Linked DNA regions of Homo sapiens: region 2 is linked to region 1. Evidence: chromatin contacts called from ENCODE Hi-C or POLR2A ChIA-PET data. All regions are on one chromosome and are shown on one strand. The core of a region is the stretch at or near the end of the contact, and the rest is flanking DNA. Distances in the headings are between cores, read along the strand shown.

Region 1 (3,313 bases), core at 814-3,313:
GAGGTTTTTTTTTTTTTTTTTTTTTTTTTTGATGGAGTCTTGCTCTGTCGCCCAGGCTGGAGTGCAATGGCACGATCTCAGCTCACTGCAACCTCCGTCTTCCGGGTTCAAGCGATTCTCCTGCCTCAACTTCCTGAGTAGCTGGGATTACAGTCGCCCGCCACCACACCCGGCTAATTTTTGTATTTTTAGTAGAGAAGGGGTTTTACCATGTTGGTCAGGCTGGTCTCGAACTCCTGACCTCAGGTGATCCACCCACCTTGGCCTCCCAAAGTGCAGGGATTACAGGCAGGAGCTACAGCGCCTGGCCCGTAGGCTACTTTTTATCGAACTTTTAATCAAAGATTCACGTTACAACTCCTAGTTGGCTGAGGATTACTCTATCTGTTCTTTTCCAGGTCACTTCAGAAGTTTCTCCAAATGAATCAGAAAATACATAGTGTCTGTTTCTGAAATAAAAGTACATGGAAAGAGAGATTCTTCTCCTTGATGGAAAAGGACAAAATACTTTCTTAAGGTTCTCAATGACTCATTGTGATGGGAGGGGAAGAGGAGGCAAAGGAAAAAAGCCAATTTCAGTAAAAGATTTCAAGAAGTTGGTAAGAAAAATATAGGGTGGAAACTTTGTTTTCCTGCTACTAAAAAAAGATACTAGAACAGAACAAGGATCGCAGCAAGAAATATGAGTGAGGCCAGACCATCTGCCAAACCCTTCAAACTCATCCTTTCTACCTTCCCCATTAAATAGCATATTTAAAAATGAATCTTTGCTGACTCTGCCAAGAATCTTAAAACTGCCCAAGTTTCTTTACTAGAACTCACGGAAACCTGGTGAATACTAATATTACCTAAAAGCTCAGCAATATAGAGGAAATTCTCAGACTGGATGTAATGAATAAGAACGGCACTGTTGTTTCTTGCAGACTGTTTCTTGCCTGCGGTAAATCTTGCCACATACTCTAAATCCTTGGTAGGCCATGAACAGGGGAAAGACTATAAACAGAGTTGGAGATTACAGGCCTCAGGCATGCAACTCCTGTAGCTTTACCATTTCTCCTTAGGTTGGCTTCAGAGAGGACTCAATCCCCCAAGTGCAGAGATGAGGGTGTGTAGCACTAGAAGAGCTGATTTTGGGGTGGGAACTTAGACTTCTTGTCTTACCTGGCTCCCACTTTCTATCACCCGTTTTAAAGATGTTTGGTACCTTGAACATACATGGAACATACTGGTAGCTTTAACTGTGTGCCCTTATCTACCCTATCTATGTAGATGTGCCCTATCTATGTAAACTGTAACTTAGCTGAGAAAAAGTTTAACTCAAAGTTTTGGCAAGAAAGGGGACAGCCAGTCCATGGAAAATACAAAGAGCCACACTTAGGGAAAATAGCTTAGCAAATGGCTGCCTTTGGTGAAAATCTAGAGTCCACCTCTAGAAGGAAATTCAAAGTTCATACACTGACCCTCGCCCCTCGCGTCCCCCCTCCCCCTTACCTCAGATCACCACGGATAGTGAAGTAGGGTGGGGGAAGGGAGCAATGGCAAAGTGGACGCTCACGGCAGGGGACAGAGTAACCAAAAAGAGTAGTTTCTGGGGGAGAGAGAGAAGGCTGGTGCAGAGGTAAAAAGGAAAGACGGTGGGCGGATGGAGAGATGAGGGCAAGAGAGTGACAGCAGGGAGCGGGCAGAGCTGGAGAAGGAGAGTGGGCGAGAGCCAGAAAAGAGGAGGCTTAGGAGTAAAAGGGTAGAGGGCCAAGGGTAACAGCCCAGGGTTGGATCCGGGACCAGGGAGGTTATGAAGTGAGGGCTGGGCATGGGACAGGGCCGCACAGGTCGGGTAGGAGGTCTGGCCAAAAAGGGGTTGGGCCAAGAAGGTGGTCCCGCCCGAGGATGGCTCAGGGAGCGGACGGAAAGGATCCAATTCCTAGCTTCATGGTGCCTTGGCACCACCCTCACTCGCCTGCAGGATCCGGGCTCGCACTGCCGCCGCCGCCAATAGCGCCGCCATGGCTCTCGGCCGCCCTAGCTCCGCACCCCGCGCCTCTACTGCCCAGAAGCACTACAGCTGCCAGGCCTCGCCCTCCATCCTGCCAGGCTTCCTCATTGGTGGGGAGGACTATTTTCTCCAGCCAATCACTGGTCCGAACACCTGATTCCTCTCCTCACACCCCCGTCCTGGGGATAAGTGATTGGTTAGGAGCGAAAATGCTCTCGCCCTCTGCCACCTCAGCCAATGACGTAGGCGGAGGTAGAGAAGACGCCCCTGACTTGGACACTCCCTACCGAGCACACGGGGAAGACGCCCCCCTAACCTGGAACTCCGATTGGCCAAGGGCGGAACCGAGGCCCCACCCCCCCACTGAAAAAAGTAAATAAGACCCTTCAAGAATTTTGCAGTCGCTCCACCTCAACATCCGCGTAAGGGGCGTGGCTATACTTAGGGGCGGGGCTAGGCAAAGATTGCCCTATGAGGCGAGGGAATGAGACTGGGCTGCGAGTTGGGGATAGGGTTTCTCTTTGGGGGCGTGGCTTATGGAACCTCGTTTTCCCGCCGACGGTTGGCCACGTCACGTGACATGGGTTGGAAGATGGCGTCTCCCACAGACGGTAAGAGCCGGCTTAGAGATCTTTGCCTGCAGCCTCCTTCTTTGCTCTACTGGGAACATCCACTCTGTCTCTGCCCCTCGAACATACATTTCTTTCTTGGGCTCTTCTCCTTTCCCTTTTATTTTTTTTCTTGAGATCCATCGCCGTCTTCAGCTCACCGGTTCTTCACAGCAGCTCCGGAGGTGCCCAGTTTCCCCGCTCTGTACCAGGCGTGTGGAGGAGGGCACTAGGGAGGGACTCATTCTGGGTAAAAGGACAGGGGGGTCGCCCTGTGCCTTCCTTATCTCTATTTGGGCGAGGCTGAGGGTCGAGGAGGAGATGTTTCTGGAGGACGTGGCTTACTGTAGTTTTTTCCTTGGGGTACCCATTGAAAGGATCAGTTCTCTTCTGATTGAGCGCACGGATGGAATGATTCTCACAAACCCTCGCAGGGCTGCTGGCTGACCTCATCTCGATACTGAACCGCAAGAGAAACATGATCTCTCTCCTGTCTCCTCAGTTTGGGACCATTGCCGTGGCAGCAAGAGAAGCGGGGGACGTTCTCGGCCCCTCGCCCTGAGAGTCGCGAGGAGAATCAGTATTGAGCTTTTAAGTGTCGTCTTGCACAGGTCGCAACCTGTCTTCCATCTGCTTTACGTGTTGTTTCTTAAGGCTGAGTGAATTAACGATTTCTGTTTATATATTGTGTAAAATGCAAGTCATTTCAAGT
Region 2 (3,512 bases), core at 852-3,351, 2.1 Mb after region 1:
TGTCATTAAATATTCTTTTGCAACATTAATTTTTAAAAGTTGCAAGATATTCCACCCATAGATGTACCATAATTTAGTTAACTAACCCCTGTTGTAGAACTTCTGGCTTTTTCTAGTTTCCTCATCTCTCCCTCAGAAATGCTGCAGAGATGATTTACCTATATTTAACATTTTTGCGCCCATTTCCAATTTTTCCTTAGAATACAATTCTTTGGGGCAAAATTTCAGGGTCCAAGGTATGTGCATATTTTTAAATAAACTTTTTTATTTTAGGATAATTTTGGGTTTAGATAAAAATTATGAAGATTGTTACAGTTTCTGTGTAATTCACACTTTCTCCTATTATTCACTTTTTTTTTTTTTTTTTGTGACGGCTGAGTCTCACTCTGTCGCCCAGGCTGGAGTGCAGTGGCTCGATCTCTGCTCACTGCAACCTCCGCCTCCTGGGCTCAGGCGATGCTCTTGCCTTAGCCTCCTGAGTAGGGACTGGGACTACAGGCATGTGCCACCACACCTGGCTAATTTTTTGTATTTTTAGTAGAGACGGGGTTTCACCATGTTGGCCAGGCTGATCTCGAAATCCTGACCTCAGGTGATCCGCCCACCTCAACCTCCCAAAGTGCTGGAATTACAGGTGTGAGCCACCACACCAGGCTATTCACTCTTACAGAAGTATAACACATCTCACAATTGCAACCAATATTGATACGTTATTATTATTATTATTATTTTGAGACGGAGTTTCACTCTTGTAGACCAGGCTGGAGTGCAATGGTGCGATCTTGGCTCACTGCAACCTCCGCCTCCCAGGTGCAAGTGATTCTCCTGCCTCAGCCTCCCGAGTAGCTGGGATTACAGGCACGTGCCACCATGCCCATGTAATTTTTGTATTTTTAGCAGAGACAGGTTTTCACCCTGTTAGCCAGGATGGTCTCAATCCCCCAACCTCAGGTGATCCGCCTGCCTCGGCCTCCCAAAGTGCTGGGATTACAGGCGTGAGCCACCTCACCCGGCCCGATACATTATGATTAACTAAAGTTGATACTTTATCCAGATTTCCTTAGTTTTTACCTAATGTTCTTTTTTCAATTGCAGCGTCACACCCAGGACACCATATTACATTGTCATGCCTCCTTAGGCTCCTCTTGGCTCTGAGTTTCTTAGACTTCCCTTGCCTTTGCTGATCTTAACAATTTTGAAGAATACTGGTCATGCACTCTGCAGAATGTCCCTCAATTCGGGTTTGTCTGATTTTTTTTTCTTATAATTAGACTGGGTTATGAGATTTGGAAGGAAAGTACCATAAAGTGCCATTCTCATCATATATCATTCCACATACTATCAACATGATTTAGCACATAGTCTTGATCACCTGGCTGAATTACTGTTTGCCAGGTTTCTCCCCTGTAAAATCACTCATTTTCCCCTTTACAGATGTTGTACTTTTGGGAAGGAAGTCACTATGCACAGCCCACATTTAAGGAGGCAGAAGTTATGCTGCAGGATGGCTGTCTACATAAGTTATTTGAGATTCTTCTGTGGGGGATTTATCTCTTCTTCCTCATTCGTTAATTTATTCAATCACTTATATCGGCATGGGCTCATGAATATTTCTTTTGTACTTTGAGTTATAATCCAATATCACTTGTTTTATTGCTCAAGGCAATTTGAAATGTTCTGAGTAACTCAGTGCAAAACAACCTCTTCCAAAGGTTGTACCAGCTCACAGGGTAGACGTCATTAAGATCCATTTCCCCTCAACTTCACAGACCCATTAAAAAGGTCAGAAAGCAAGAGATAAGCTGACATCCCTGCCTAGCGCCCAATTTCTGGAAGCCCCTAAGGAAGATGAGGCCAGCATGCAGGGGTCTTTCCCCACGTGGGGCACCTCAACCCCTGAGACGCCCTTTCCCGGCCAGACCCTATTCAACACCCCTCCTTGTCCCCTGCCCCATCTCCTGGCTTCCTGTGGCTCCGCCCACCGCGGGGCGGAAGTGGGTGTGGCCACGGGCGGAAGCACTGGGTCAGGGGCCCAATCGTGCAGCCAGCCCCTCCCACTCGCCACCGCCCCACCCCTCCGGCCCAGACCGGAAATGAGGTCAGAGAGGGAAGCCCCGGCGGTGAGAGTCGGCCCAAAAAGCGGCGGCCGTTGGAGGTGGCTGCGGCAGCTGGTGAGGGGGAGGAATGGGTTGAGAGTGTTGGGGTCCTGGGGGCTAGTACCAGAGGGGATCGGAGCGCCAAGCCGCGGCTGAGCGGCTAAGGGCGTCTTGGGGCTGCGGCAGACGGCCGGAGGGTGAGGGTGGTGGGGCCTTGCTTTTCAGGGCCCTTGTCCCCATCCCTGGGGATGTGGGTCGGGCCGTCTCCGGGGCCACAGCCCCCTCTTCCCCTTTCTTCTTTCTGCCTCTCTGGGGCGGGCTGCAGCCTGAGGGCTTGGTGTCCCGAGCCATGGTCGCCCCAGCCCTCAGGGACGGGCCGGGGCGTGGTGGAGAGTCCTTCGAAACACAGTTTTTGTCATATATGTGGCCATGTTGCGACCCCCGATCCCGGAGGGAGCTCAGTCGCCAAGACTTGCATTTTGGCAGTTTCTGCCCTAGAAGAGCCGATCCCCGCCCCTCGTGAGCCCAAATGAGCAGTTGCCTCCTGCCTCTCCCACCTCCTACTCCGCCCCTCACTTCCACCCTGCTCCTGTCTCTCTTCTTACTTGCTGTCCACCAGCTACCCGTTCCTTCCTGTGCGTGACTCAGCCTCATCTCTGCCCGGGTGCGTGCCTGGCCGCCGGGTCCTCTCGAGAGTGTGCATCCGCGACTGGAGATGGGGAGTTCTAGGGTTCTTTTGTCACTACTGTTGGAATTACAGGCTTTGAGGCAGGAAAGGATTCTGCACAGGCATTCGACTGCAAGTTGTTTGATGACTTCGTTCCATGTTCAAGTTTGTGCTGTTCTGCCTGAGGTTTTTATTTGTTCTTTTGTTTTTGTTTTTTGTATTTTTGTTGCCTGAGTTTTTAAAGCAGTAATTCTTTATTAGGGAAGTAGATTTTGACATGCTGTTCCCACTTGTTTCTTTATTTTGGTCTTAGGGACAGTTGTCTCCCAAACCTCAATCATGGCATTTTAATCCACTTTTTTTTTTCCCATTTTTTCCCCTTCTTTTCACAGGTGTTGATAAACCACTTCTTAATGCTTAAAAGAACTTGGTCTTGTTTAAATGTATGTGCTTTTGGACACTTTGAGAAGCTTCGTTTGTATGGTAGTTTTGGAAGTAGGTGTCACTATTGCTCCTACAGGTGTGGCAGATAAGCCAGAGGACTGTTTTCCTGTCTTTAAGTTCATTGGCATAGGCACAGCATGAAAATAGGTTTTAGAAAGCCCTTTGCAAAGTGAAAACTGAATGAATGGGAATATGGTCAGAGAGTGGCACCACTTAGAATTTTAAGCTGATCTTGAAATACTTTGGGCATAGAGGCAAGAGAAAAGTGCTAAAAATTTAATATGTATTTAATTAGATGCTGTACA

Evidence for each region. A loop is a pair of places that touch in the nucleus more often than their neighbours do. ChIA-PET counts read pairs that join two places held with the same protein, here RNA polymerase II (POLR2A). Pooled maps may share reads with other maps.
Region 2: a map of CD8-positive, alpha-beta T cell shows a loop between it and region 1 (6-fold over the local background). The contact joins the promoter of GPATCH2L here to the promoter of ALDH6A1 in region 1. A Hi-C loop is called at or near these places in 1 of 168 maps with a recorded cell type or tissue (CD8-positive, alpha-beta T cell), 1 of 37 single-sample maps with no recorded cell type and 6 of 50 pooled maps. POLR2A ChIA-PET finds 5 or more read pairs at or near these places in 1 of 52 experiments (activated B cell).

What each region holds. Positions count from the first base shown.
Region 1 is chr14:74,082,390-74,085,702 of GRCh38, forward strand. It overlaps ALDH6A1 (aldehyde dehydrogenase 6 family member A1), which reads right to left and starts at 2,064. Exons shown (of 12, transcript NM_005589.4): 1 at 1,958-2,064. The coding sequence starts at 2,005. LIN52 (lin-52 DREAM MuvB core complex component) reads left to right here and starts at 2,567. Exons shown (of 6, transcript NM_001024674.3): 1 at 2,567-2,604. The coding sequence starts at 2,586. It also overlaps a transcript of BBOF1 not described here. RefSeq lists an enhancer at 2,476-2,655.
Region 2 is chr14:76,149,821-76,153,332 of GRCh38, forward strand. GPATCH2L (G-patch domain containing 2 like) reads left to right here and starts at 2,102. Exons shown (of 10, transcript NM_017926.4): 1 at 2,102-2,171.